Linked DNA regions of Homo sapiens: region 1 is linked to region 2. The links are chromatin loops, found by intact Hi-C in ENCODE. Cell type or tissue: dorsolateral prefrontal cortex. All regions are shown on one strand. Each heading gives the region's core, and the rest is flanking DNA. Links, peaks and the distances in the headings are about the cores only. Region 1 has its middle 19 kb from the start of LINC01877. Region 2 holds the start of SATB2-AS1 (SATB2 antisense RNA 1).

Region 1 (16,682 bases), core at 6,331-8,830, 120 kb before region 2:
CCTCCCATAGGCCCCACCTCCAAATACCATTACATTGATGGTTAGGTCTTCAACATATGAATTTTGGGTAATGCAAATCAGTTCTTAGCAATAAGTGATTGCTGAATAAATATCGAATTAAAGGTAAGAAGCTTTAAATTCCAAAGAAGAATACAATAAGGAAAAAAATCAAATCTGTGAAAACATATTAACCTTCTACAAAATATGTAAAATGCTATGCCAGCCAGCTTGGGTTAGCAGCTTTCTGATCTTTTCTCCCCTAAGACAGCCAGTCTTCTGATTCTCATGGCTCCTTTGCACTTCCACTAGAGGGTGCCCAAGAGAAAGTAGAAGACATCTATACTCAAGAGTTATCCACTGAAAAAAAAAAAGCTGGATTTCACTCCAAATTCTCTCAATGGAGTTTTGTTATCAGAGAACCTTCCAGTTTCTTCAACACTTACAAAGAGGGAAATTTCTTGTAACACTAAGTTTTGTATTGGATAAGTTTCTCTTTGTCATTCTTAATTTGCTCCAAGCTTTAGAGGTTTAAAATAAACTGAATTTTTCCTCTTCCCATGCATATTTCTAAGTCCTTCATTCATTTATTTCCAGACCATCCAGGATAATCATCTGTATTTGTTTCCTGTTGCTGTATAACAAACTGCCACACACTGGTGGCTTAAAACAGCACACATTTATTCCCTTTAGTTCTGCAGATAAGAAACCTAAAATCAAGACGTCAGCAGAGCACTGTTCCTTCTGGAGGCTTCAGAGAGATTTTGTTTCCTTGCATTATCAGTGTCTGAGGCTATCTGCATTCTCAGTTCCCGGCTCCTTCCTTGAAGAACTCCAGTCACTCACTCTGTCATCATGTCTGCTACTACCAACTCTGATCCTCCCATCTTCCTCTTTATAAGGACTTGTGTAGTTACATTGCGCCCACCTGGATAATCCAAGATAACCTCCCCACTTCAAGAACTTAATCACATTGGCAAAATCTCTTTTACTATATAAAATAGCCTATTCACAGCCTCTGGGGATTAGGACATGGACATCTGTGGGGGTCATTATTCAGCCTAAAGCTAATCTTAATTTCTGGCATTAATTGAGTGAATGCTATACAATGGGCACTACACAAAACACTTTATATACTTTCCTTGGTTCACTTCACTTCGCTGCCACTCCTAAAGGTTGTTTTATTATTGTCATCTCTGTTTTACAGATGAGGAAACTGAGGCAAAGAATTGTTAAGCACATTCATTCGCTCACATAGGTATATCAAAATCGAGACTGAGGTTCAGGTTGATCTCAATCTTAAAATTATTGTACCATTTACTCCCCAGACTGGATATTGTCATTGATAATTTGTTTCTTATAATTTGTATATTTTTACAAAAAGACTTTTACAGAAAGTCACAAGATGTCCAATCTACTCCCTCCTCTCTCTTCCTGGACAGCCTGTTCTCTTAAGCTGCCCCGGGCTTTCCAGACCAGAAAAATATTTAACAGATTCATTCACACTAAGGCACTAGAAGTTTAATCTGCCACCGGTCTCAGGAGTTTTTGCATTTTAAAGAAGGTTGGGAAGAAGGAAGGAAGAGAGAAAGCTGGAAGGAAGAAACTCAAGTGGGACATGCATTTAAACTTTGCTTTAAATAATAGATTATAAGCCTAGTATAAAAGGGGGCATATGATTTTGACCTAGGGGACACCCTTGCTGGGTGGGAGTCCCAGCCCTAAGCCTCTTTGCTCTCAAGTCCTTTTCTCACTTCCTCTGCTCCTCCCTGTATTTTACAGAGCCTATATCATCAGGGTCAGCCAGTGACAGCTACTGGTGGGAGGTTGAAAGGTAAGAGAAAAGGAGAAGCCAAAAGTATTTCTCCTCTGCCTAGGTCCACCCCTAACATTTACAGAGTCAGAGGTAAAAGGTCAAATGGAGATCCCATATCACATATCCAAATGTTTACAAGTTCTAAAACAAGCTAACAAATTGTTAAATAAAGCACATTCTAGCCTCCTACCTCATCAACTGTACTTTCACATCAACTTGAAGGCTAGTTTGAGTTAGAATTCTTGGACTCCAGGAATTTCACACCTGGACATGGTGGTATGGAAAGAGTTAACCCTGGCTCTGGGCTCTGCCACCCGGTCTAGGCCCTGACCCCAACCCTGGCCTCTGCTTTGGCCTGGCCTCTGGCCTGCCACCCACTTGCTTCTTGTGACCTGTCATACACACATATAGACATCACTGTCACCACGTCCAAGCTTTTTCCCCCTCCCCTCAAACACCTGCTCTGGGGCTCTTAGGCCATCTGAAATGAACACTGGAGGTGTGCCCCACTTGAGGAGAAGGCCAGAGGCCTGCACAGTCCCTGGGAGTGGGCTCAGGCTGTTGGGATAGACAGTCTCAGTGTGGCCTAGGAGTTACACAGGCCCTGAGGCCATAGGCACCTCCCTGTAGCCCCAAGCATTCCTCAAGGGTGGAGGACCCAAAGCTGGAGCAGGACGACTGCAGGCTCGTATCACGTGCAGACCCAGGTAGGCGGCCTTGTTAGCCCTGGTCAAGGGGCCATGCTGTCCCCTCTTTTTCTGCCTCAGGGGATATCTCAGCCAACTGTCCTTAGCTAGCTCTAGCTTCACCTTCTCCTCTGTCCCTCCAATCTAGGGGACCCCATGGCTTCCTGCTGTTTTTACCTCTGGGTTTCCTAGGTGTCCCTTGTGGGCTTCTTGTTCTCTTCCAGCGCCAGTGTAACCAATTCCCTGTGTTAAACTTACTTTGCTTTAAATGCTCAGAGAAGCTTCTATTTTCTTGATTGGATACTAACTGTAAGGGCAGCACGTAATGAAGGATTTCACCTAGGGCCATTTGGGAAAGGGGTCAAGTCTTGGTGCACTTCCCTTTTGGCATAAATGAACTTCAGAAGTTCCATGACACCGAGGGAAGTCTCTCCAATAAGGGAAGCCCCAATTGTCATCACCAATGCTAGCTTTCCAAAAATGTTTCTCAAAAAAAGGGAACAAACTTCCCTGCTGAAGTAGTCCATTTGAAATCTTAGGGAAAGAACCATCCCATTGCTAACCATTGCGTTTCTCCCCTTGACCTTGACAATTATTCACAATAGTTGCTTCTATATGCATGCTGCTCTTTTGCAGAACTTTATGAAAACCAGACTTTGTACAGTGTTCTAAGTTTTGCTGCATCAAAAAGAAGTTTAAATATTTTCATTTAATGTGGAAATATTTTTAGATGAGGAAGATGATTAAGTGTTGAAAATGTAGCGATTTGTTTGGCACAAAGAGAAAAGAAATATGAAGAATTTTTAATAAAAATCTGACCACAATGGTGTTGGAACACAATCTGTCTGAAATACAAGACAGATACTTTATCCCACAAGCTAAGCTGACTTTACTAATAGTTTTGGACAGTTACAGGTGTAATTTTAGCTACTAAAGGGAGCACAAATTGTGTTATAAGAATGCAATAGAAACAATGGGAAATGCAATTAAATTTTTAAAAGAAAAATTGAATATAAAGTTAGCAGAGCTAACACAAAGCATATTTTTGTAGCTTTTCACCAACAATGTATGTGAATTCAAGCTATTAAGAAAATCAGATTTACTTTGGAGCTTCACATGTGAAGAGTGTGAAGGTTGTTTTTGCTATGAGTGCTAGCTGCAAACATTACATAAACCTTGCACCTAATACAATTATTTTAGATATATTTGGTTTACATAATTTAATCCTTAAAGAAATACCAAAAAAAGAAAGAAAAAATGTTGATGGATCTGGAAAGAGGCCTATGCCCAAAACCCTTGCTTCTCTATAGTCATTGAGGATGTTTCTCTTTTTTTTTTTTTTTTGCCTACGTGGCTTTAATTTACCATTCTGAGACACAGTATGTGTGGAGAAAATATGTGGAGAAAAAGCTTTTATGTGTTTTTTTGATTAAAAAAAAATCGGTGCCACCAGCCCATGAGTGATCCTAAAATAACAAGGCAGTTATGTGTGTGTGTGTGTGTGTGTGTATGCTGAAAGGAAAACTTTGGGTAAGGAAATAGATTTAAGTTTCAAGTTTCCAAGGATCTATTTAAATGACAGCAAGGAAAAAAATATTGTAAAAGTGATGAAAAATATCCCAGCAGTATCCTTTCAGAAAGCCATTTAACTTCTGGTGGTTTAAGTTGTGCAATGTAATTTCTACAGCCTTTGAAATATGTGGGCACCCTCACTGCTATTTATGTTCCCAATACTTGGAATTGAATGCTCCATTAGGGCTCTGAGAAGACAGGAGTTTCCAGAAGAGTTTGGTAATTGCCCATTCATTACTCAAAAACAATGACAGGGAATCATCATCTCTTTCCCTAAGTAACGCTGGCGTGTGGTCTAAGGCAGGCGCAGGAAGAGGCAGGAAAGTGTCAGCTCTGAAGGCGTCTATAGACCGGTTAGGAATATTGTGCGTGGACTTAATGTGTGCACTGAGTCGAGCTATTACTCTGCTGCTTATGAAGGAGAAAGAGCTCTCCACACTGGTATGCTGTTAACACATGTGGGCTGAGGCCTGGACTCGCTGATAAGAAGGCTATCCCCACCTGTACCAAGGAAAGAAGCAACGACACACCTGTTCATTCTCTCTCTCTAAAAGTTTTCCATAGAGAGCGTCCTCTGTAACTTGAGCCTTGAGCAATATATATTTTTTTCTTTTAAGACAGAATCTCGCTCTGTCACTGAGCCTGGAGTGCAGTGGCATCATCTCGGCTCACTGCAACCTCCGCTTCCCAGGTTCAAGCGATTCTTCACCCAGGTTCAAGCAATTCTCCTCCCAGGTTCAAAGCAATTGCTCAGTCTCCCAAGTAGCTGGGATTACAGGCACGCACTACCATGCCTGGGTAATTTTTCACATTTTTAATAGAGATGAGGTTTCATCATGTTTCCAGGCTGATCTCTAACTCGTGGGCTCAAGCAATCTACCTGCCTCAGCCTCCCAAAGTGGAGAGATTACAGGCATGAGCCACCATGCCTGGCCAACGTGAGCAATTTTATTGGCAGTCAGTGACAAAGTGCACTACCCAAGCTGTATCTAATGACTTAGTTATCATACCTCCGAGAATTGTCATGGAATTGCAGACTCTGTCCCAGTAGAATCACCTTGCTGATGTCCTTTCTGCTTTTAAATCCCAGCTGTGTGTGCCATGTCCAACTGTGTGCAGTAGCTTAAAATAGTATACATTTTAAAACACTATTATAGAGACTTCTTAATTTTCATAACTCTGTGAAGGCTAGCAGGCAAACTCTCCATTTTACAGATGGTACAACTGAGGCTTTCTCTAGGTAACTGGTGCTAGGAGGAAACCTAAATTTCTTAGCTCCAGATGCAAAGCACTGTTGTTTCTGTGGATTTGGCTTCTTGTCACATTTACACTCTTGACCGCCTCTGAATTACAGTAAAGTTTATCATTGTGTTAACAGAAAATACTTTTTTCTTTTTGTGTCCATAGAAAGGGTTTAACTTACCGTTTTTTGAGTGACATTAAGAATTAGCAACATAGAAAATGATTTCCCACACCCCCACTCCCTGCCATATTGCCTTTTTCCTGGGATTATGTCTCAAACTGAATAGATTTACGAAGTGAGGTGGAGAAGGGTGTTTTGTGGGAGTTACACCCTCCTCCAAATACTTCTAGGTTGTAGTGTTTTCCTCTGAAGTAGATAGCTAATACTTAACATGAGAGGAAAAGATATTAAATATTATAATTAGTTTTAAAAAATATAAACAGAACCAAATCTTTAGCTCTTTGCAAAGTCTATGTTTTCTAATAAGCTTATTCCCCCATCTAGAGTTTCCCATCAGTGGGAATATTATACTCTTCCCATAGTATAGACCCTAGTGTGTGGGTGGAGGGAGGTTGGGGTCTTCTACCTCGGACACACAGGGTGCTCATTAGATGTTTTCTGATAAGTTATTGTGCTGGGGAGGAAATCTCCCATGGCGTTTTATTAAACGTTCTGGCTACAGCCTGACAGTCACAGTCCTTTTGCCCTTTGCTGTGAAGATCAGTGAAGGCAGTTGTAAAATGACCCAGTCATCAGACAATTTCAAAGTTTACAGCATGAACAATTGCATCTGAAAAAAAACTGGCAGAATTTTACATGCATCATATCTTACACTCTTATCCACCCAAATGAAGTGCCTCTTGAATACACTTTAAAGGCTAGATACAGGATAATTTCTAAAGATCATATCCAGAAAATGGAGTCATATAATAGCTCCATTTATGAGAGCTCATTGTGAAATAGATTTATATTTGTAGTGGGTCAAATAAAGGCCTGCCATCATAAGACCTCCTGCCTGGGGAAATAGGGTTAGCCTCTAAGAAGAGTGAGTCAGGCTGAAGGAGCTGCCTGTGTTTGAATATTTCTTCCCTCTGGTTCCACGTCCTTAATATTGTGCTTATACACAGCTGTGAATTTTTCTAAGTGTCAAATAAGAAATGAACAATGCCTGTGCTTGGTTTTGTCTCATAAAGGGTCTGAACAACATTAAGTGTCAGTGTTACATTGCAGATTGATGTCCCCTCCTGTTAACCTCTGTGCTCTGTGGGTCCCAAGTGACTCTGCTGGCTGCCAGCATCCTCTGCGTTCATGTGGCTCATTGGGAAATCCCACTGTTTTCCTGCCAAAGGGTTTGTTACCTAGGTTTAATTTCTGTTTGGTATGAAAAGTATAGTTAACTTGTTTCTGTGGGCTTTTTTAGAGAGATATGTAAAACCAAAGTTAGAGCAACGGAAAACAAACATTTAAGAAAGCACATAATTAGGGGATACAAACTCAAACTGGGGGAGGCTGATTTCATAAAGGGGATAGGACTGTGTGTGGTCAAAGAAGAGGAAAGAGTGTGTGTATGATTCGCCTGCTTTTGGAGAGCTGCCCCCCTTAGAACTGGAGTCCAAGGAGCTGGAAGTTTAAATGAAAACCTACAAATTGATAAGAACCAACAGCCTAAATGAATCTGATTCATAATTAAAATTGCAATTATTTTTTAGTTGCAAAAGCTCCAGTTATCCACAGGCTTCATAAAGTTACCAAATATTGCGATGCTAAGTCACTCCTTAAGAACTTCTCACTGCAGGTCTACATGGAGATGTTTTCTTCTAAGAGTCAGAACAGCATTGTTACAGAACCACAGGAGAGAGAGAGTGAGGGAAACGAACATTTAGCATGGTCCCTCTCCAAGAGGAAGAGATGAGAAAATTTAATAAAACAAAATATACCCACTCCCCAAAACATGGGACCATATTATTTTTCGGAGGAAAGATGAAAGAACTACGATTCTCATAAAAGCCAGGATGGTGCTGAATTTGGGGGGGTACAATGAGGAAGTTATTGCTGTGATATGGGTGGGTTTCTTCTATCTTTTTCTAGGTGCAAAGGCAGCAGTCATTTGAACGCCATCGAACAGCTTTCAGCTAACACAAAAGAGCAGACGGTTCCACTTATTTCTGAAATTAGATGCAATCATATCTGTGAATCACGCAGCAGCAAACCACCGTAATCTGCATTACAATACATTATCCTGCCACGCTCCCTAACTGCAGTCTACCGCAGCAACAGAAACACTTTGCGGTGACCTGCGCTGAGTCTGCCAAAAGCACCAAGCCACGCTAAGGCAGTAAAGCGACAAAAAAGAACTGCTTTCTGCTGCAAAAAAAGAGCAAATTATAACAGGAGTCAAGTCTCAGCTAATGCAAGACTAGCATCTTCTTGTTCACAGTTTGCATAATTAGATATCATGAATAGGTTTTTTATTGTTCTAAAAATACTCCTGCTTTGTTTAAATCAGCTATTTCCTTAACAGCATGACTTTGGTACCAGAATTAGTGAGGTAGTTAGGGCAGCAGCAGAGATAAGGTACTTTTAGTTAACATTTAGAAAAAAAAAATCTATGGATGATATTCCCCCCTCTCTTAGTAACTGTCAAAAGAGTCCTAGGTTTCCAACACCGTATAACAGGAGAGGCGGCCCACTGGAATGGCCTTGAGAATTGGGTCAGGGGTTTGAGGGTCAGAGGCACCCCAGGGTCCCAGAACTGATAAAACCAACTTTTATTACTTTCTTAAAATAAGACATTCAGAGCCACTACAAACCTCTTCAGGAATTAAAATGCTTAATACAGTGGGGCCCCGGGTAGCGGTACTTACACTTCAAATGATAACATTACTAAGTTCAAATCCAAGGGAAAAAAGTAAATTTTGTTTGTTTGTTTGTTTCACTGGTTTGAATCATACCAGCACTTCCCCCAACCTGGAAGAGTGAGGGGGCAGAGGGACATTTTACTGGGCTTCTTTATCTCCCACCGCTTTGCTGTTTTCCTTCTCATTCACTCATAGTCTGTGTGCTATAAAGAGTATCTTTCTTTCAAGGGAAGATGTGGGTGCCAGGCTCTATCAGTAACTAGTCAAGCCATTAAAAACTTTATTTTTCTTTTTCCTTCAGCCTGTGAGCTTGAACAGCTGCAGCTAAGGAGCTATAGTAGCAGTGACCAGTCCCTAGGGTCCATCTTGGTATCAAACACTGACAGGTCTCAGGAAGAGGAGGTCACAGCAAAATTATATATTGAATTTTTCCAGCCCCCTAGAAGCCCAGGAACTGTTTGGAGAGACCTGGGGCCAGGCAAACTCCCAGCAGCACTGTCGCTCTTCTCACAGGCAGTAGCTGCAATTGGTCAAAGCAGTCCCCAGCAGAGACATTTGGAATTACTGTCTCTTGGTCTACGTAGGACAGTCCCGATGTTCAATTTGACAAAACACCATAAAGAGAATCCAAAGGGCAAGGCTCATGCAATTCTTGCATGTGCCTTAAAATGCACTTTTAACCTTTGTGGTTTTTAATTTGCACTAATGATCTATAGGCTTCCAGTGACTGTGACAAAGAAAATGGCACTGATGCTTTTATTTTACTTTAATGTAGGCATTAGATAAAATGCATTTACCCCCAATTATTGCATTTATATTGAAGTTTTTATTGCTAGTGAGATTTCTTTAGACCTGTGCATCATTTCTTTTTGTAAAAGAAATAATATCCATCTGAATAATATTGTAATAAATGATGTATTGTGACTACTTCTGTTTCTGGTAGAAAAAGTTAGCCCCAAAGCCTCCTTACTATGGTTTCCAGATTGTGGTAGCGTGGGAGCTCAGTGAAATCATATAACTCATCCTTTCTCCTCATCAAAGTCATAGGAAAAACGGGAATACCATCTTGGGTCAGACCCTTGATGCATTTTTGATAGATAGGGGTGTCAGGGGTTATTTTCACAATATCACATCAAGATCACTAAATACATTCTCCAGGTGGTTCCATCTTCCCTTCACAATTTGAACTTGACATCCATGATCCCATCTAAATAAACAGGCTTCTCAAGTATTTGAGGTAACAAAGTTTTTAAGTTCACTATGAAACGTGAACTTCTTTTTACCTGATCTAAAACTACGGTTTCCTAGATCTGCAGATCTAGGCTTAGGTAAATGAGTATTGACACTTTTCATGATTTCTTTAACTTTGATTAGTGTTTATCTTCCCAGTTAGAAATGTGCTGCTTTTGCAGTCTAATCTTGGCAAAGAAACCCCTTAAAACCCAGGATTATTTTTCCACATCCCTCTATGGATAAATTTTCAATTTGTTTTGTATTTCTTGAGCTGTCGTAACCAAAACTGCATATAGCAATCCAGGTGGAGATAAACTGTGTTGTTGTACACAAGTAACCTAACACTTGTTCACAGTTGTTATTATCTCCTGGTGTTTGATCTCCTATAATCCAAGTAAGGTTGTCCTTCATGTTTCCAATGAAAGATACTTTTTAAAAAACCAACAACCTTCAGACCTCTACACATAAAAATCTGAGTGCGTATGCCTCATATTAATATATACTCCATTGGAATAATCAGGCACTGTGTTTTAATCAGTAATATGAGATGTAGAGTAAGTCTAGCTATTGTAAATTATTTCAAGGGACAGTTTAAAATTTTACCAAGAGGGGGAATGTTCCAAAGCGTTAGACTCTATTGAAGCATAAATCCTGACATAGTTTAATTTAATTGTATGTAAGCTCCAGGATAAGGTTTGAGCATATTACAAAGTACCCTACGATCTCTGTTTTCTTATTCAAGGCCTGGGACATCTGTTACTGATTTCTTGTGCCAGAAAAGGTGACAGCAGTCCAAGTTAGGGAGGGTGGAAGCATAGATGGGGATAATTCTGTATTGTTGTGTCCAAGGGGGAAAAGTAAAGTTTCACCAGGCAGGGCCTGATGTGGCACAAACTCCCCTTCCACCCAGTCCTTTCTTCAGGGCCACTGCCAACTCATGCTGCATTTCTCATGTTGATTATAAGTGAAGCTTTGGCAAGGGGGCATTCTGGGTATCAGACAACCACATTATAATTCTACTGAAAAGGATTCTTATTGTTTCTAAATTACCGGTTATAGTAAGCAGCCCTCATGTCTTGTAGGGGGTGCATTTTGAACAAACACACGTAATCTTAAAGCTGATCTCTGCAAACAAGGGAGAGAGATCACCTGTGTACCTCAATATGCAAAGTGGCTTCTGCTTCAAAAGTGGACCTGTTAAGTTACTGAACAACAATTAAAGAGCCCCTAGGATACATGTCGACAATGACTATGTGAAACCCAAATTGAGTTTTCTTCTGGTAGAGGACACAGCACACTTTTGCCACAGCCCCACAAGGCAACAGAAGCCATCCTGTATTGTTCTATTGTGCTTTCCTGACCTGAAGGGTATAAGCTGTGTGGAACCACTTGCCAGGGTCTCCACTATGGTGGCTCTGTCCCTTCAAATATTCACATTATGTAGCATATTGTCTTCCCTGAGAGAGACTGGTAAATGAAATGCAACTCAGGGACTCAAGGATGTTAAGATGGCATTGAGATTCCTCTGTCCGGTGGATATTTTGTATAAGTGTGCTGTCTACTAGACCTGCATTTTGATTGAGTCTATGCAATCAACACATCACTTGTTTTCTTCAATTTACTTGGCTGACTCCAAGACCTTCTTTAATTCCTCAGAATCTTTGAATTTTGTTTACTGAAGTACAGACAAAAATCACAAAGGCAAGTGATACCTCTCAGAAACAAGGTATGTTATCTGGATTGCAGCAGGTTCTGAATAATAATGGATTTAAGAAGCAAAACCAGAATGTCATCCACTGTGGGTACCATTCCCAGCAGGTCTGGCCTTTCCCCCAGGAGAAGACCAAAATGTCAGTTTCCCTACACTATTGTGGTCACTGTTGTAACACGAGAGGATAATAGCTAGGTCTTTTTGGTTTCAAACAACTGATTTATGATGCAAAACTGCTGAATATTTCTGGTAAGGGAATGCATTGTTCTTTTTGTTTTTTTTTAAAGTTGAGACCTTGAATATTTGACCAGAAATATTGAAGACCATCTTGCATTCTAGATAGTATTGCTGTTTCATTTACTGTACAAAGCAATTGCTGGCTCTTTGATCTTCGTTCACCCTGCTGTATCTCCTGGTTCTGTTCCTTCTCTGTTCTACTGTAATCCAAACATGTCATGTAACCCATCTTTTTCTGTTAAGGTACCTTTTTTATAGCTGAAAAAGGAGAGCTTTCTTGTTGATGGGTTTTTTTTTTTTTTTTTTTTTTTTTGAGATGGAGTCTCGCTCTGTCACCCTGGCTGGAGTGCAGTAGTGTGATCTTGGCTCACTGCAACCTCCGCCTTCCAGGTTCAAGCGATTCTCCTGCCTCAGCCTAGTGAGCAGCTGGGATTACAGGTACCCCCCACCACATCCGGCTAATTTTTGTATTTTTAGCAGAGATGGGTTTCACAATGTTGGCCAGACTGTTCTCAAACTCCTGACCTCAAGTAATCTGCCCTCTTCGGCCTCCCAAAGTGCTGGGATTGCAGGTGTGAGCCACTGCACCTGGCCCCTTAATTAGCTGTTTTGAATTAATGGTTGAATTTCTTTCATGTTTCAGAGAGCAGAGCATTAAGAATTATAAGTTTAAGGACTCAAGTAAGATTTGCAGATGTTGGTAAGTAGTCACTGTGTCACATATATGTATATTTAAGTGTAGGAAGCAGGGAAGTGGAAAACAGAGAGGTGCTTATGGGGGATGAATGCATATAATGTTTGAAGAACTGGAGAGGAGAGACAGGTTTACAAACCACAGCCACACCTGCCATGTCCAGTGCCCTATCTAGGCCTTCAATTAGTAGTGTAATCTGCTCATTTAAATAGGCCTCAGTGGTTTCTCTCTACAAAGGTCTTCTTGGCTCATGAAGTGGAGATGGGAAGGCTGTTGTGTTTGACCCTGGAGACCAGGTTCTGGTCCCAGTACTTCCACCAGCCAGGTGGGTGAACTCTCAGGTCTTTGAGGACTTTTTGTTTCTTCTGGAAACTGAGAGTCAGGGCTGAAATAATGTCAGGAGAGCTCACTCAGCTATAAGAATCTAAGAGCATCTGTGTATCTTGGCTGCTTTGAAGAGGTTGTACAAGCCAGAGAGAGAGCCCTCTGGCAGCTGGAATTAAGTAGGCCTGTAGCTGAACATGAATCCCAACATCTGAACATTGGTGGGCTGAGGTGCAAAGGTGGAGTGCAAGGATATGTTGCTGACTCTTTTGACCATATCAGAACTATGGGAGAAAAACAAAAGCACTTGTTCACAGGCGAGCATGCACCAACATAGAGATGTGTCCTCTCATGCCCGTAGATCCTAAATTAAGTTCTATTAATTTTTTGGAAGCATTATGAAGTTAGGGAGCAGTGTGCAGAAAGAGGACCAAAGTCAGTTTTAGAATGTTCCATCACTTTCCATTTCGGCCACCTTATTGAATCTGACTGATCTCAGTTTTCTTTTCTATATCTATGTCCTAAGTGTTTTGTGAGATGAAAAAAGGTTGTATATTCAAAAGAAAAGTGCTTTATAAAATAGTTTACACAACATTATCATTGTCCAATTATTACAGCCATATTTATAGCTAAACTCAAAGCATTCCCCATAAAGCTTGGAAGTCCTAAGAGAGACAAGCACTCCCCAACCATTGTGGAAGCCACAAGTTCTGTTAATTCCACAGGAGGCATTTGCAAAACGTTATGAGAGAACTCTGAGCCTTCATAAATCATGCCCCTTCCACCTAAGATGACAAGACTGTGCTCGTAAGGAGTGGAATGTCAACACACACATTTTACAGTTGAGAATACGTCAAGTCCCCACAGAGATTAAATGACATGCCTAAGTTCACACAACCAGTTAGCAGCAGGACCCAGATTAGATTCTTGGGCTCCTATTGTCCAATCATTCTTTTTTTGTTAAAAAAAGAAACTTTCCCATGGTAACACTGTTTTAGCTACATCTGTTAAATTTATGGGAGTTACCTTTAGGGTGAGTGATGATGAGTACCCCAAGTCGTTGGTATTAATTACCTAAAAAATTTGAAAAAACGATAAAATGGAAAGTGAAATCAGGTTAGAGCAAGAAGGAAAAAAGAGAAGACCTTAGCATCTTTTTCTCCACAATGTCTACACTGCTAAATATCACCTAACTTGCCCCTGAATGTTGGGGGTGTGGAGGGCAAGGGAGCACTAGAGGCATGTTTATTTGGCAGTTACCAGTGGATAAGTGAATTCTTTCTAAAATTTCAATTTAGGGCCAAGATTTATCTAAATATGTCACTGTTTAGACCACTAAAAAAATATGGTATAAAAGTTCTGATTCTCATTTCACAATATGTTAATCTTTCTTTACTTATTCCTCCCAAATGTTTTTAAAACAATCTCTCTCTGGGACAATTGGATCCTGCGTATCCTGTCAAATTCTGGTAGAAAGCAAATTTTTATAACCAAATTATAAAGCTTTCAACACTGAGGCTTATTTATGGTGGAAACATTGACAGAATATTAACTATAGTGGCTTCAGTGATACATGTTCCAGTGAGGCAGAATTTCCAAATTGGGCAAATACTAAAATTATTTAGCATCTATTTTAATGCCCTTCTCTCAACATCGTGCACCATCTCCCCATTTCAAGAGTATATGATCCATTTTTGGAGTGATTTTTTTTTTTAAGATCTGACATCAACTTTATACATCATTTGAATAAAAGACCTGGATGTTGCAAATTTTTTAAACTAAAACTTGTTCTAGTTTCCCCAGGAATTAACTTTAAAAACAAGATATGGCAGAGCACTGTCCTGTAACCACTTGATGTTTGATCTTAAATTTAACTCTCATTGACTATGACCAAATCTTCCAAAAGAAAATAATATTTTGCTTTTACCTCTGAACCACAGTTAGGAGGGGAAGGGGAAACTCAAATTCAACCCTTCCTTTTCAAAATTACTGAGTCCGAATATGGGTCTCTATGAGGAAAATTTCTCCAACAGGCCAGGCAAATTTTCACCCATTTGAACAACAATCAAAATGCATAATACTTCTCTTTCCGAAGTCTTAACAAGCACCACAGACCTATGTTATGCTTTATATTTAATGAAAGAAAAAAAAAGATGGCTAAGAAATTGAGGCACTGATGGAAATAACCAGCCGTTGTGTAAAGTCTTTCAAAGCCCAGGGACTTGATAGCAGGAATCCCTGCTCCCAGACCACCTCCCCAGATCTAAGTGGTTAATCAGACAAGGATGCCATTAGGGTCTGAAATTGTTCATGTGCTTTGTGGCAGCCGCAAACCCCTGGCCTCCTGTGGAATGAAAAAAATACATAACACGAATGAAGGCGCAGATCAAGCCTGCCCAGCCGCAGGCTCCCAGTCAGAGGCACCCCAGGAGACCCTAGATGAAGCTCATTTAATATGTATGCGAATGTTTTTGGGAGCTTTTTCCTCTTTGGCTTCGTGAAAGAGATGTTGATACCAAATGTATAGAAAGGGGACAGGAGAAAGAGACATTAAACATTCGCCTGTCGGGAGAAGGAGCAGAAACAGTAGCAGCTGGCTGTGCCTGAGAACAGAGAAAGGAAATGGAGTAAGAGGGGAAAGTGAAACTCACCATTTGAGCTCCCTTTTCCTAAGCTGACATACACCAAAAAGGGGCAAAGTGGCGGGGGGTGGGGAACAATGGATGGAATTAAATGTGAATGCGTGAATTCTAGGGGATTTAGTGATCTGAGAGGTGTCATTCGTTTGGTACCGTGATCATTCTTTTTAAAAATATACTTCTTTGGCTAATGTGTGCTTTTTAAGACACCGATCTTAGCTTCTTTTCCGTTATGCAAAGCTACCAAACCATCTCATTTGTCAAATAATTCCCATTGAAACAGATGAAAGAATAATGGAGGAGGAAAACAAAACATCTTTGATGTGCTGCTTTATCAGAAATGTGTGTCAAAGGTCAAAAAAGCAGTGCTCCAGAGTCTCTTAAACATGTCATTGTCATAATATAAAAACTGACTTACTAACTTAGATTATTTGGAGAGTTAAGTGCTTGTGTTATTGCAAATTAAACTAATTAGTATCATTTCCTGACAGCTGCAGCAAGTGTTAGCAATTCCACGATTTTTCTTCAGCCGTTCGTATGGGATGCATAGAGGGGAGACAGCTTTGTGATTTAATGGAATGGGATCAGCTTATCATACTAAGGGCACAACATTCCACCCCCAATAGAGAACAGCTTCCACGCTCACTCCTTCCCAGTTTATCCACAATTATTATACTATTCACTTATTAAATAAGAAGTACAGCAGTGTGAGGTGTCAGTGGTTCCTCAAACAGCCATGAGAGGGAAATGTGTTGGAATTTGCCTGCAGTATTTCCCTTTTGGAATTGCCGAGATTATGCTCTCTAGTCTTTGAACCAAAATTGTAGCTGCCCGTAAAACATGCTGGAACTAATTTTCTACCACAGCTAGCTTAGTTGTTATAAAGCAGCATATAAAAATGCCCCAAGTGGAGCTTCCAGCATCTGTAAATGAACAGCTGAAGCAAAAGTTTACATATTTCATCAGCTTTTCTCTGGAATGGATGAGCTTCTAACCATGAATGGTTATCAAAGACTAATGATGGGTGTTTTTGCAACACTGAACACAGGAAAACTTACATAGTGACTTCACCTATTAGACACAAAAATTAAGGAATTATTCAGACTGTATACTGCAACACTGAACACAGGAAAACTTACATAATGACTTCACCTATTAGACACAAAAATTAAGGAATTATTCGGACTGTGTACTGTCAGTCATAATCTGATCCTTATAACAATGAGTTCCTAAGTAAGTTGAAGAAGCGACAAACTTTTTAGAAAAGAAACATGAAAAAGAAAAAAAGGAGGATAAGGACAAGAGAGAATGAAAGGAAAAAAAATATGCGAAAAGGAGAAAAACTAAAGATCTGTAAGAAGTATGTAGTGAGGAGTTAAGATCATAATGGACTCTTGTATCTCATTCTTGATTTTGCTCTGACTTCTACTAATACTGATTTTTCATCCCATATTTAATAAAGGAGCAGAGGACCCAGTGACATCTCTGGAACTATTTAAAGTGAACTAGTTAAGAAGTGAAAGAAGGAGCTGAGAGCAAGGAGAAGGCTAGTGGAAACCCTATTCTGCCCCTGCGGACTCCTTTAGTATATAAATAATTGACCTTCTTACAAACAATTCAACACTTTTGCAATCAGATGTCAAGAGCATTTTATTGTCTTTTCTCTACTGCT
Region 2 (12,577 bases), core at 1,316-3,815:
ACACTTTCATTTGTTAATGTATCTCTGCCTTTGTGAACAAGAATACAAAAAGGAATAGTGAATTGACCTTGTAAATAGTAATTTTTGTTTTGATCCTATCAAAAAACAAAAAGGGGATAATTATAGAAAGGATGATAAAATATCATTTATATCCCAGGATTTATGATAAAGTCAGTGGGTGGTATATTTTGGGCTTATCCTATAATATTCCATTCAAAAAAATTTCCCTACTTTTGCTAAATCAATTTTTTATTAGATTTTTTTTTCAAATCTTATTTTAGAAATTCCTTCCTGTTGGTTCTTAAAAATGACACCAAAATGTGATATTTAAAAATCTATAAACAAACACTTAAATTAAGGACTAAGTTAGGTCTGGTTTTTGGAGAAAAAATACACAACTTGGGAGAATGCTTTTATAATACCAACAATCCCACCTTTTTCATTGTTTTGTTTGTATATTCATTCATTTAATCACATATTTGCATATATCCAATATTTTTTGTTTTGCTTTGAGACAGGATCTTGCTCTATTGCCTAGACTGGAGTGCAGTGGCACAATCTAATTGCAACCTCCCCCTTCAAGCAATTCTTCTGCCACAACCTCCTGAGTAGCTGGGATTGCAGGTGCCCCCCACCACGCCTGGCTAATTTTTGTATTTTTGGCAGAGACAGAGACGGGGTTTCACCATGTTGGCCAGCTTGTCTTAAACTCCTGGCCTCAAGTGATCCACCTGCCTTGGCCTCCCAAAGTGCAGGGATTATAGACGTGAGCCACTGTGCCTGGCCTCATATATCCAACATTATTAAACAGGGATAAAACAATAAAACTGGCCAGGCATGGTGGCTCACGCCTCTAATCCCACACTTTCAGAGGTCGAGGCAGGTGGATCACCTGAGGTCAGGAGTTCGAGACCAGCCTGGCCAATATGGTGAAACTCCATCTCTACTAAAAATACAAAAATTAGCTGGGCATGGTGGCAGGCGTCTGTAGTCCCAGCTACTTAGGAGGCTGAGGCAGGAGAATCGCTTGAACCCAGGAGGCAGAGGTTGCAGTGAGCCAAGATAGCACAACTGCACTCCAGCCTGGGTGACAGAGTGACACTCCGTCTCAAACAAGAACAAAAACACACAAAAAAGCAATGAAACTATATTTTTCTAGTCTTTCCCCCAGATATGTCAATGTTATATGTAACTTCATTCCTAAAATTCAGCCTCCCTTGGAAGCAACTGCTACACTCTTAAAGATCTTCCAGATTTTGCTTTTATTACAATAGTGTTAAAGGAGTATGCCTAACTAAGAACGACAAAATATGCGGGAACATAATAATCACAATGATAATGAGTGCTCTGTAGTCAAACTTACTGGACTGAGAGTAAGAAGAGGAGAGTTCCAGTCTCAGCTCAGTGCATGGGGCGTTTCTCATCTGGAGTATGATTCTTTGCTTCTACTCAGTTCAAGCTCCTCACCAGTAAACTTTAGGTTTCCTTCCAAGTTTGAAATTCTTTGTTTTTTATGATTCTCTTTCAAGAGGCCTTGATGACTTGGCATTAGGAGAGTTGTTATGAGTTGTGGGTTCCCAGCGAAAGATGGATTTGTGTATAAGCAGATCCTGCAGTCTTTTATCTGTGGGAGTATTGACCAGGAAGTCTCTGGCCGTTCAGCACAGGTGTACGGCCACACTGGGTGCAGTGGAGTGGTCTGCAGGTTCACAGTCTAACTGTTTTCCCCTTGACCTTGGTTTAGTCTTGTTCTCTAAATATCAGTCATACCTTAAAATGAAAGCCTGTAAACCCTTACTTAAGTCTATAGAGTCAGAAAGAGAGAGACTCTTTTGCTGACATTACTGCAGCAAAACTGGCAAGTCTCATCTGAGCTCCTATGCTCAGCTCCTATGCTGGGATCACCTAAAACTCTTGGAAATAAGTGACTTGGAAAATACAGTGAGAAGGTATTAGGTCACCTAAAATATTAAAAGGGCTCAAAATTTGTGGAACTGAGACTAATTCTAAACCACTGCTATACACATACATACACACTCGTACATATTTACATATGGCATACGTATATATATGGGCAAACACATGTAATGGATATATTATATATGGATATGGGCAAAGGAGGTGATCTCACCTACAAATTTTTCAACAATATTTAGACCTAGAGAATATAATTAGTTCTCCCCCATCTTCTTTGCTCTGCAACAACGGGGAATTAGGAGGGAGCTTGGCCGTCTGTTCCCTTCTCTGCTCATGGCGCCTTATCTGGAGAGCAGGTGGAGTCCTCCCGAGCTCTGTGCTGAGAGTCCCGGCCGCTGGCAGCAGGGCCGCCCCGAGGCCAGAACACAATCCGGCCTGGCGCCCGCGGCGGCTCCCCCTACCGGGAGTCCGGAGCAGCGCCGATGGCTTGGTCCCGGGTGGCACAACCTCTCCCAGCCGCCCGCTCCTTGGAGGCTTCGCCGGAGGGATCAGCGAGCTACCGCCCGCCGGGCCGGACCGCGCAGAGCGGAAGCGCTCCGCCCGGGTAACAAGCATTTTCCAGCACAAGAAATTAGTTGCAAATAAACATCTGAAACGCCGGTTCTGTAAACCAAGTGCCCACCGCACGCCTCTAAACGGGCGGGGCCGTGGGGGTGGTGGGGGTGAGAATGGTGGGAAAGATGCTGGGCCTGGGAAGGAGCCAGGGGTAGGGGTGGATGCAGGGAGGCGCCCCACCAAGCGCTCCCCGAGTTCAGAGGCGCTTAAGTTACCAAGGGATTAGGGCTGATCTCAGGAGAGGTAAACGACCATCCTTGGAACACGGAGCCCTTCTTCCCTGCCCGGTATCTGCGCGTGCCTTGGGTAGTCCGCACAACCCTCCCCAGCTCCGGATGCCCTGGGATACCCGGACCCAGGAGAGAGCGCGTCAGCGGGGCGCAGCTACTTTGCACTCGCCGATTCTGACACAACAGATAGTTAATTGGGGCCTTCGAAATCAAGGACTAAGGTGAGCAGAGGAGTCCCCCAGCCCCTGGCTGTAGCCTTTGGGACTTCTCTCCCGCGTCTTGGGTCAGAGCAGCGTCCGCAGCAAAGTCCTTTGGGGTGAAAGACCCGGGTGCGAATTAGTTTCAAAGTGGGAGGTTGCTTACACGTGAGCGGGGTCGCCAGCTCTTTGAAGGGCGCACGGTGCGGAGGCTCCGGCAAGGGTGCAATTCCCGTGCGCGTGTTAGCGCAATGCGCACTCCGCTGGGCCCAAGCAGTCATCAGTTCTGCCAAGTGGGTGCTGCTCCGGGTACCCACTGGTGTGGTGGGTAAGTCGGGAGCAGAATAATGAAGCGCATTACCTGGGAAGCCAAATTTGCAAAGCTTAACCCAATCCTCCTCGGGGGCACTTCTTGTAGAATAAGCTGTTGGTGTATAGCAGCCATACATTTAACAAATATATGGGCATAAAAAATGATAGAAAATAATAGGGTGAAGGTTTGACCCGCCACCAGGCTTCTTGCCCTCGCCTCTTCCGCAGGCCGAGGGCAGTTTTGAGTCAAGTGCAATACGCAGTGGGTGTCACCCAACCTCTCCTGGCTCTGCTGAGGTCGTGATCCCTCTGACCCAAGCAGAAACCCTCCAGCTTCGGAGCAGCCCGTCGCCTCCGTGCCCCAAGTTGGCATCCCGAGACCAAGCTCCAGGGAGTCGGGGGTAAAGAAAGGCCGATGCTCAGAGCGTCCCCAGCATCTTCCTGGGGATCCTCCGCGGCAGGGGCTGCGACCTGTGTGTGGAAGAGTCGTCTTAGCCCTTTCCGTTATGGGGCTCTCAGGCAACAAGATTCCACGGGAGACTGTGACGACCTTCTCCAGCTGCCCAGACTTTCTTGCCCGACTGGGCTGAACCCGAGCACAGAGACTGGTGTCTTCCCAGCCACACAATCTTGATTCCCAGCCGGGTGACCAGCTTGGTCTAGGGAGTGAAGGAAGGGGGTAAAGGGGAGAGGAGGAAGGGATTCGTTTCCTGTCTGCTTTCTTCTCTCTGCCTTCTCAGAAGCTGTGCTGTTACAGAGAAAAACTTTCTAAACTACCTCCCCATTTTTCTGGAAGGTGTTGCACACATCTCCCCTTCCCTCAATACACACAGCTTTCTCTACCCCCTGCTCCTCCCACTTTCCGGAAAAATGTAATAGGTGTGAACATCGACTAAGCCCAGTGTCAGTAGCACAGCAACAAGCTAATGTGGGAAGGGGTTTCGCTGGTGTTTATTTCTGAAGTTGCTGATATACTCGTGGCAAGGGAGCTTGGCTTGTTGCAGAGTACGAAGCCAAGCCCGGGGCGCCTAGGCTGTGAACACCTCGCGCGAACTTGGTCCGGCCTCTAGGTCCCTGGCCTCGGGCCCTTATGCTCTGCCGGGGGCCAGGATCAGGTTCCTAAGAAAACAGAAGAGTCAAATAAGTGATCTCGCTACTTTACGCTCCCTGCCCACCCCCACCCCCACCACCACTTTTCTTTTCTTCTTTTCTTTTTTGGTTGATGGTCTGTCTGTACTGAGCGGGTATCCCAGAGCTGAGGTGCAGGAGTAGTGAGCGATGCCGGGGCTGGCTTTCCTAGATTTAGGAACCGCCGGGGGGCGGAGGAGAGTCGAAGGGGCATCCACTTCTTTGGAGGGAGGACGCCGTTTACTTCCCGCAGACGACGGGCGGGAAGACCTCGGAGCTGAGGGCTTCTTGGGGTGGCTCTTTGAGCAGGTAATTCTGCGGCGAAATCGAGAGCGGGTGACTGACACGCTCGGTGACGACGGCCAGGCGGGGCAGCACCCTTTCCGGTTAACAAAATGATTAACCTTCCTGCCTTGCCTGTAGTGGGCTCTCCCCTCCTCCTTCACCCTCCCTTCCTCCGGGATTAGGGGGTGCTCTTTTCAAGGAGAGACTGGAGACTCGAGATGTGGGCCCTTTCTCGCCTCCGCGCGGCCTTTCCTCGGAGCCAGGCTGGGGAACCCGGTGAGGCACGCAGACCAGTCCCTTCGAGACGCCCGCCTCGCGGAATCGGGTTCACCGGCCCTGTCCCGCACGGTCCCCTGGGTCATCTCCCCCTGCAACCACTTGTCTGAAACTTACCAGATTCCAACCTTAAGGCAGGAAAAAAAGTGTTTCATATACAAACTGATCAGGGTATTTGCAGATAATTGCGAATGTCAAATACTCGGGCGTGATGACAAAGTGCAGAGATTGCCAGGGCCAGAGCTTGGCCTGAGGGGCGGGGGCTGCTGGCGGGGCTCCAGGGCCACCTCAGGCCTGCCCAGAGGCGGGCCTGCGAGGGGTAGAGCAGTCAGCCGCAACTGCCAACAGCCCATTTAACGAAGACGGCTGCTTCTTCTACCCCTCGGCTATGGAGCTGATTCATGGATTCATTCACTTAGTCTATACTGGAGCTCCGCTCAGGGAGGAGGTGCGAGAGTGGATACTGCACCAGCCCAGCTCTCTCTCCCTCACTCCCCACTCCTGATGCACAAATACCTCACTGCAAGATTCCCCACAGGTGGAATTGCTGGGCCTCAGTTGGATGCTTAGGCCCAAAGCGAAGGCCCTGCCAGGCGGTGCTCCCAGAGCTAATGTCCTGTGGCAGAGTAGGAAAGAGCTACAAGCCATTTAGGACAAACAAGTGCACCCTTTGATACTGAGGTTAGTCTTCAATAGAAATAAAGAGGGACATTAAAAAAAAAAAAAGGAAGAGGAAGAAACGAAATACTGGACCCACCCACCCCAGTCCTCCTACCGGGTTGCAGGAAGCCATCCTGGTGCCATCAGAGCCTGGGTGCAAACGGCCCACCAGAGCTGACCCTGCCAAGCTCTCAGTGACAGCAAAGGTGGCTGCTCTCAACAGCTTTCAGAGCAACTCCTCTGAGACCCTACTGCAGGCACACTCAGAATGTTTCAAGTGCCTTGGATTCTTAAAAAAAAAAAAGAGAGAGAGAGAGAGAAAGAAAAAGAAAGAAAGAAAGAAAGAAAAAAGAGTGGGGCGTGGAGGGTGGTGTTACTCTTGTTGGATTCCACATCTACTGAAAACTGAGTGGATCAATTATGGGTGATACCATGATGTTGGTGGCAAGTCTGGCTTCCCAGGCCAGAATCGCAGGGGTTTCAGGACCTGGATGCTGAGACCGAGAGGAGCAGTGGAGGCAGGGACACCCCATTCTGCATTAGGTGGCATAAGCTGCAGTCACTGAGGCCCTGGCCCCGGGGTCCTGTGTCCTAGGCCAACGTGGTGGTGGTGAGGGGGCTGGGAGGGGTATATTGCGGTAGGGATGCTGAAAGACCTTGACCTGACTGCCCTCTCCTTTCTGAGAGCTAAAGAATGTGGTGGGGATTCTTCCAAAGCCGGGAGAAGGCAAGACTAGTGTGTGCTAGTGGGTGCAGCTGGGCTGCAGAGGGAGGGAATTCCTGCCGACTACAGGGAGCCCTCTGTGCTTGTCTCTCTCCCCCGCCCTCAGCCCTCTTCCCCTTTCATTGAATGCCTGAAGTCAGAGCCTACCTGGAAACCCTCAAAATTTTACACTCCACTTGTCCGAGGTTTCCAATGATGACAAATTTGAAAAACGCTTCGGCTGAAGCCCGGCACCTAAGGCTGAGAGTTGGGGGGAGGGGAGGCTGTTGGATAAAAGCTCCTTGGAAAAGACACACTTGCCTCCCCCTTTTTCGCCACGCGGAAACTGGCCGGTCTGGACAAGGGATTGCGCTGGGCTAAGGCCTCGGGCTGGGGAGAGCTCCAGCAGCCTGAAAGCCGAATCCGCAGAAGTTATCCACCTGGCTCCTTAGCCACCGGCCAACAAGAGGGCTCTGGGCGTCCCGCCCTTCACGCCTGTATTAGAAAGGCCTGAGTCTGGCCGGGAGACCTGACTTGAGGTCTCTTGGGAGGAGCAGGGGGTGCCAGTTCTGCAGGGGACTTGCCCAGTTCCAGTGAGGCTGATGTAGAAAACAATAGCTCTGTCCTCAGCCTGGGCGGCCAGCCGGGGCCGCACGTGTAAGATGTGATTCTATCTGAGTTTCCAAATCTAAGTGCATTGATTGAGGCCCAAAGAGTTCACGGCGCATAACTGTCTTAATTAAACCTGCTATAAACAGACAAATCACTTCTTGTTCTTGTAAATAGAGCTTGGGGAGATGGCACAGGGTCTGGCAAAAGCCAGGCTTGGGGAACATTCTTAAAAAAGGAAAAGAGTACTGAGACACAGACAGAAAAAGAATAAAACTGGAGTATCCACATCTTCAGAAAATAGCTCAACTGAAACCAAAATATGCCATAGCAGGGAAGTAATGTGAGACACCCTAAGTTCCCAGAGCAGCTCAGTGGAGGCTGGTAGCCCAGGATGGGACCAATGGTGGAAAAGCAGGGAGCCGGAGAGACCACAGGTTGTTTGGGGGAGGACAGGTGCCCATTGCTGAGGCTCTGAGCTACTCTACTTGGCCCTGCACTTTCCTTGCCAATCCTTCCATCTTTCCCTGCCACTGATCTCAACTTCCTGATACTGAGAGACAGTGCTGGGAGGACAAGTACTCTCTCAACTTGGTCAGCTTGGGGGACAAGGGCTGGTCACCAAGAGCTCAGAGATAGCAACAACTGGGGATGATGGGTGATCATAGGAGTCCAGCGGGAGCAGATGGGAAGAAAAGTTGTCTGTGATCCTCTGGGAAAGCAGAAAATGGGGAGTATGTACACCCACAGCTCAGATTCTGCTGTCCCTAAGTGCCGGCAAGGGCTGGGGGATGATCTTGAGTAGGGTCAGGTGCTCCAGTGCCCCAGCTGTTGGGTGTCCAGAAGAGGTTAGGTGTGTGGTAGCTCTGGGAAGAATGCGCGAGACGTCCTTCACTTGGAATGTGCAAAGGGCCGGGTCTGTCTCCAAGTAACTCCGGGTCTCCGGAAGTTACCTGGCAGGGGCAGCCCTCAGCAGACTTTGGGTCTTACAGCATAAAACGAGACGAACTAAGGGGAGCCCACCACTTTTCTAGCTAAAAGTGGAAAGGAAAAGTTGTCTATAATATGTAAATACAGGAGATATGAGTGCACAGGTTTGGGTGGGTTCCTGGTAACTTCTGGAGCCGACTTTTCCCTGGTCTTGGTTTGCAAACTTTAATTCCCATTTCTTTTCCTTTACTATTTAGCATATGACTCTAACAATAATCTGATTCAGAAATACTCTTCATTTCGTTAGGCTAACATTGATAAGGAATTTAAGTTCAGGTAAATTTTAGCACAACACTTTTCTAAAAAGTAACTTTAAAAGTGTTTTTAACTTCCACACAACAAAAACGAAAAAAGTATATATCACTATGGTTGGAGAGAAACATTCTTAGATTGCCTTTATATTTCAGAGACTTTGTATAGGTGCCAGCAACTCCGCAGACACTAACAAATGGGTTATTTGCAGTTATTGTTCATGAAAGGTCTTTTATATTTTTAAATTACGGCATGGTTCCCAGGTGGAAAAATTCCTTACAATTAAGAACTGGTTTTCAAGAAGATTGGAAAACCAGAACAAAAATTACAACGTTTTATCATATAGAAGTCTTTACTGAAAACAACGGATATTGAGTGGAAGTCAGAATGTAATGAAAGTTAATTAAAATGCAAACTATTAGGGAAACACTGCAGATGTCTTTCTGTCATATCCAACGGGACAGTCTTTAGATATTCCACCCTCCCTTATATTATACTTGTATTGTGAGACTTGAATGGTTGTCAACAGTTTTCTGTTGACAGAAATAACAACAGTTCACCTTTGAAAACTCTTCACTCAAAGCTACAATGATGATTGCTCTCGAGACAAGGACTGCTGAAACAAATAACTTTCACACATCTACACTCACACTTGCACACCCCAAACGCACACGCAATTGCCGGTTTTTGAAAACGTTGCCTCTGAATGAGAAAGAGAGAGAGAGAGAGAGACTGAGAAAGTCGAACTCGAGCTTAGGTAACCAACAAACCCAATTACTAGGCTTTATTGATACTAAAAGGAAAAGTTCCCCTCGTAAAATTTCTCTGAGCTTATTAGTTATTTAAATCAGCCCCAGGGTTGGACGCGTGACGCCGAAGGCACCTTCTGTCGGCTCCTGGAGGTGAGCAGCCAGCGTCCCTGCGCCGACCCACAGCCCCTCGCTCCGTCCTGGGCACTTGGGGCGAAGGCGGGCGCAGCGAGCCGAGGTGAGCCACTGGGCAGGGGCGCAGGGCCCGACACGCCGGGAGAGAGCTCCGCGTGGCCTAGGGTAGGACACCGGGCATCACACTTTGGAAAGGAACAGGTCCCAGCCAATAATAAGGGAGTAGGCGAGTAGGCCACGCGACCGCGGGGCGCAGGAGCTCAGCCGGCCCGCTGCCTGGCTCGCCAGACCCCGGCCCGCTGGGCACCGGCCCCTGCGACCCGGCCGGAGCGCTGGTGTTCGCGCCGTGAGTCGGGCGCGGGGCGTCTCAGACCTCCAGGGCTCGCTAGTGTTTTGTGTGGGTCTGGGAGCTTTGCAATTGGGTGGGCACCAGGTGAATTTACACCTTTCTGGGTCGCTGTCTCAATAGTTGACAAGTCCCTCTGTGTGTGTGTGTGTGTGTGTGCGCGCGCGCGCGTGGAAATGGTGGTGGGGGTGTATGTGAACAGCTGAATTTATTGAAAATAAACCCCAACCCGCCCAGTGAAGTCCTCTAAGCCCGACACGGGGTTCCCAAGTCCGGATGTGGCTCCGGGACCGCGCGAGGCGATGCCCTGTTCCTCTGGGCTTGGCTGTAGGGCGGGGAGGGAAGGCACCACGGGGTGGGGGAGAACTGAGCCCGAGTCGCCGCCGTCACAGTCACTTGGGCCTTTCCCGGAGGCCAAGGTCTTGACGGACTGAAACGGTGTCCGAGGGGATTCGTGATACCGAGAAAACAGGCGAGGCGCCAGCTCGGGAAGCCCTCTAAGTTGGCCCCCACTCCTTACGAGTTTGGGCCGCCGGATACACTGCCCCCCTCGTCCCTGGCTCCAGTAGGTGTCTGGGACCGTGGGTCCCGCAGCGGGCTTTTTCGCCCTCTCCGCTTGGTTCAAGACCGGCGTGGGCCCATAGCCTCAAAGCGTTCGGGAGGCAACTGCGGTTTGGGCCCCCTTGCACCCGGCTGCCTGAGCTTGCCTGCCCCTACGAGGGGTGGGAGCGGATTTCTGGACGCCTGCTGGCCTGCCTGAAATTTGGGGTGCGGACCGGGTGCTATCTTGGGCTTTCCAGGTGTACTTTTCATTTCAAGGGGTTGGGACAAACTGTGGGCGTTCGTATTTTGCACGCGCCAGGGCGTTTTTGTGTTGAGTGGCCCGGTGGTACCCTGGGCCAGGGACCTGCCCATCCCCCGCCACATCCTTAACCCGTGGACTGCAGGCGACGCGGAAGGGTTGGCTCCGGGACGCGACCGGCAGAGCCGGCGCCGAAGGTTTCGGCCTCAGCCCACGCGGTGGCGCTGTCGGGAGAGGACGCTGGGGCTCCGGGCCGGGACCCGGGCAGTGACCCGGGCTCGAGGGTGGCGGGACATTGACGCCAAGCCGAGGCCTCGGGGCTCTTCGCAGCCACCTTGGGCCTGAGATCCTCTGCCTCACTCGGTGTTTCCCTAAGGAAAACGCGGCGGGTCGGGAGCGCCACCCGGGGCCCCAACCCCGGCAGCTCCGAGCTGGGGGCGGGGACGCAGCGGCGGCTCCTTCGGCGCTTCCTTTTCTTCCCCCACCCTTGCCTTGTTGTCCCGGTTTACAGTCGATTTCTACAAGTAAACTAGATTAGCAGGGCAGTCATTCTCTCGCAGCGTGGTTGCAGAAGGGGACCCACCTATTAAGTTCTGGGCTCTGCAAAAGAATGAAGGGCGCCCCGGGGGGCGTTGCCTGGTGTGGTAGGGTGGTGCTCCAGGCCGCAGGACCCTCCGTCTTCCCCGGTCCCCCGGCCCGCGGCCGCCGAAGGGACACCAGATCTCCCACCAACGACTCCCCCAGCTCTGAAACCTATCTCCTCGCTTTCTTCCCCCAGGGCAGGCAGTGCCCACACCCGACGCCCATCTCCTACCCCGGGAAGCCCAGTGCAGAAAGCTCCCCGTCCTCGCCTGAGGCAGCTCCTGGGCCGACCTTGGCAATTCCCTTCCCGCCCACCCGGCTCCTGAACGGTCGGCCCCACTAGCCCCAGACCCTCGGGCCTCTGGGGTGCTAGGCTCACCGCCTAGCGCAGACTCGTTGCCCACCATCCTTCCCCATCAGTCGTCCCTCTGAGGCGTATCTCTCTGCTCGGGCCGCAGGGGCTCATTCGCTTGGGGCCGGGAGGAGGACCTCCACAGTCTCTACCTCCGGCGGCCGACGGCTTCCTTCCCTCTCCGCCCCCGCCCAGACCCCCTGAGCTGCCGGGGGAGCCAGGAGTCATTTATCTTTGCCTGGCGCGGGTTGGGATTTGTCCGGCTCTGATGCCAACGAGGAAGGCGTGCGGATAACGAAGTAAGTGTCCCCCGCCCTGCGCTCCGGTCAGTCCCCAGACGCCCGGAGCACTCTGGGAAAGGGCTGAAGCCCACCCTGGGCGAACCGTCCTCCAAGGCGCGTCCCCCACTGGGGTATTCTGGCCCCTGGCTCTTGTCCTCTTGGCGCATCTGATTTCCAGTCTAAGCCCCTCGCGGTTATGCCGTCCGAGAAAGTGTTGGTCGCCAACTCTCCACGGACAGTCCGCGGCGGAAATTGGCTTCAGAGCTGGCGTGGGCTTCATTTGAAAGAAATGATTCCCTCCCGCCCTCCTCCCGCCCCCAGGAGGGCAAGCTCCAGGGGAAGAGGCAGGCCCGCTTGGGTTCCTAGAAGCCGTCGAAAGCTTTTGACGCGGGCGATTCCCATAGTTTTCCCTGCGTGTTCCAGGGTTGAGGGAAAACGCGGCGCAACTTTCCAGGGCTCTTTAAAAGGCAGGGTCTCTCTGCCTGGGTGACCGAACTTGAAAGCCATGGACCTTGGGGATGGATGCCGGGCCCTCAGAGCCCGGGATGGCCCAGGCGAGAGCCGAAGTCCCGCGCCCGGCACCCTGCACCCTCCACCCAGGCGCCCAGGCCTACGCTGTCCGGAGCGGGCCTCTAGGAAGGAAGGTTGACCAGGGTCGAAAGCACGCACAACAAAAACTTGGTGTCGACAAAGAGAAATCAAGAAACGTCATTAGAGTGCAGGCCATAAAAGAAGGCCTGACAGAGAGAAAAGGAGAGAAGATGGAAATAAGAAAAACCATACACCTTTAACACTAGCATATAAAGATCTATTGATTTTTAAAATAACAAATCCGTGTTTGTGAAAAACAGGCGGCCTTTTACTAAATTACATAAGGAAAACTTGGGAGGTGGGTGAAGAAAAGGGGAAAAGTCTGAGCAGATTCCCGACAAAAACGTCAGTTAGAAGGAAACTGAGGGATAAAAATGTCCCCCAGATGTGAACTCCATGTTTTGAGCATGGAAGCAAACTATCTCCTAATGCACAAAATGGGTTTTAGATAAAAGTATTTTTAAAAATCAAACGTAATTAAAACAACTCTTTTCTCGTGATTTTGTTTTAAAAAGTTTGGAAATAAACCTTTTGAGGGATACAAAACGAAACCAAACAAATATTC

Evidence for each region. Peaks named below come from ENCODE experiments on the same cell type or tissue, not always from the same donor. Only the 100,000 strongest peaks of a DNase experiment are listed, where the experiment ranks them.
Region 1: a loop joins it to region 2, with 2.3 times the contacts of the local background. A loop is called at or near these places in 4 of 110 quality-filtered maps.

The regions. Positions count from the first base shown.
Region 1 is chr2:199,580,379-199,597,060 of GRCh38, reverse strand. No RefSeq gene overlaps it. Among named protein-coding and RNA genes, the nearest start is that of LINC01877, 19 kb to the left of the region's middle. In dorsolateral prefrontal cortex, for the core only: no CTCF peak of the experiment used is centred there; a DNase peak (open chromatin) is centred at 7,587; H3K4me3 peaks cover 835 bases.
Region 2 is chr2:199,461,420-199,473,996 of GRCh38, reverse strand. It overlaps SATB2-AS1 (SATB2 antisense RNA 1), which reads right to left and starts at 5,899. Exons shown (of 2, transcript NR_026830.1): 1 at 5,736-5,899; 2 at 1,239-4,390. It also overlaps a transcript of SATB2 not described here. RefSeq lists a silencer at 2,270-2,459 and an enhancer at 10,917-11,682. In dorsolateral prefrontal cortex, for the core only: CTCF peaks have their summits at 2,172 and 2,371 (motif pointing left); DNase peaks (open chromatin) are centred at 2,366 and 2,972; H3K4me3 peaks cover 2,133 bases; H3K27ac peaks cover 2,274 bases; H3K27me3 peaks cover 2,500 bases.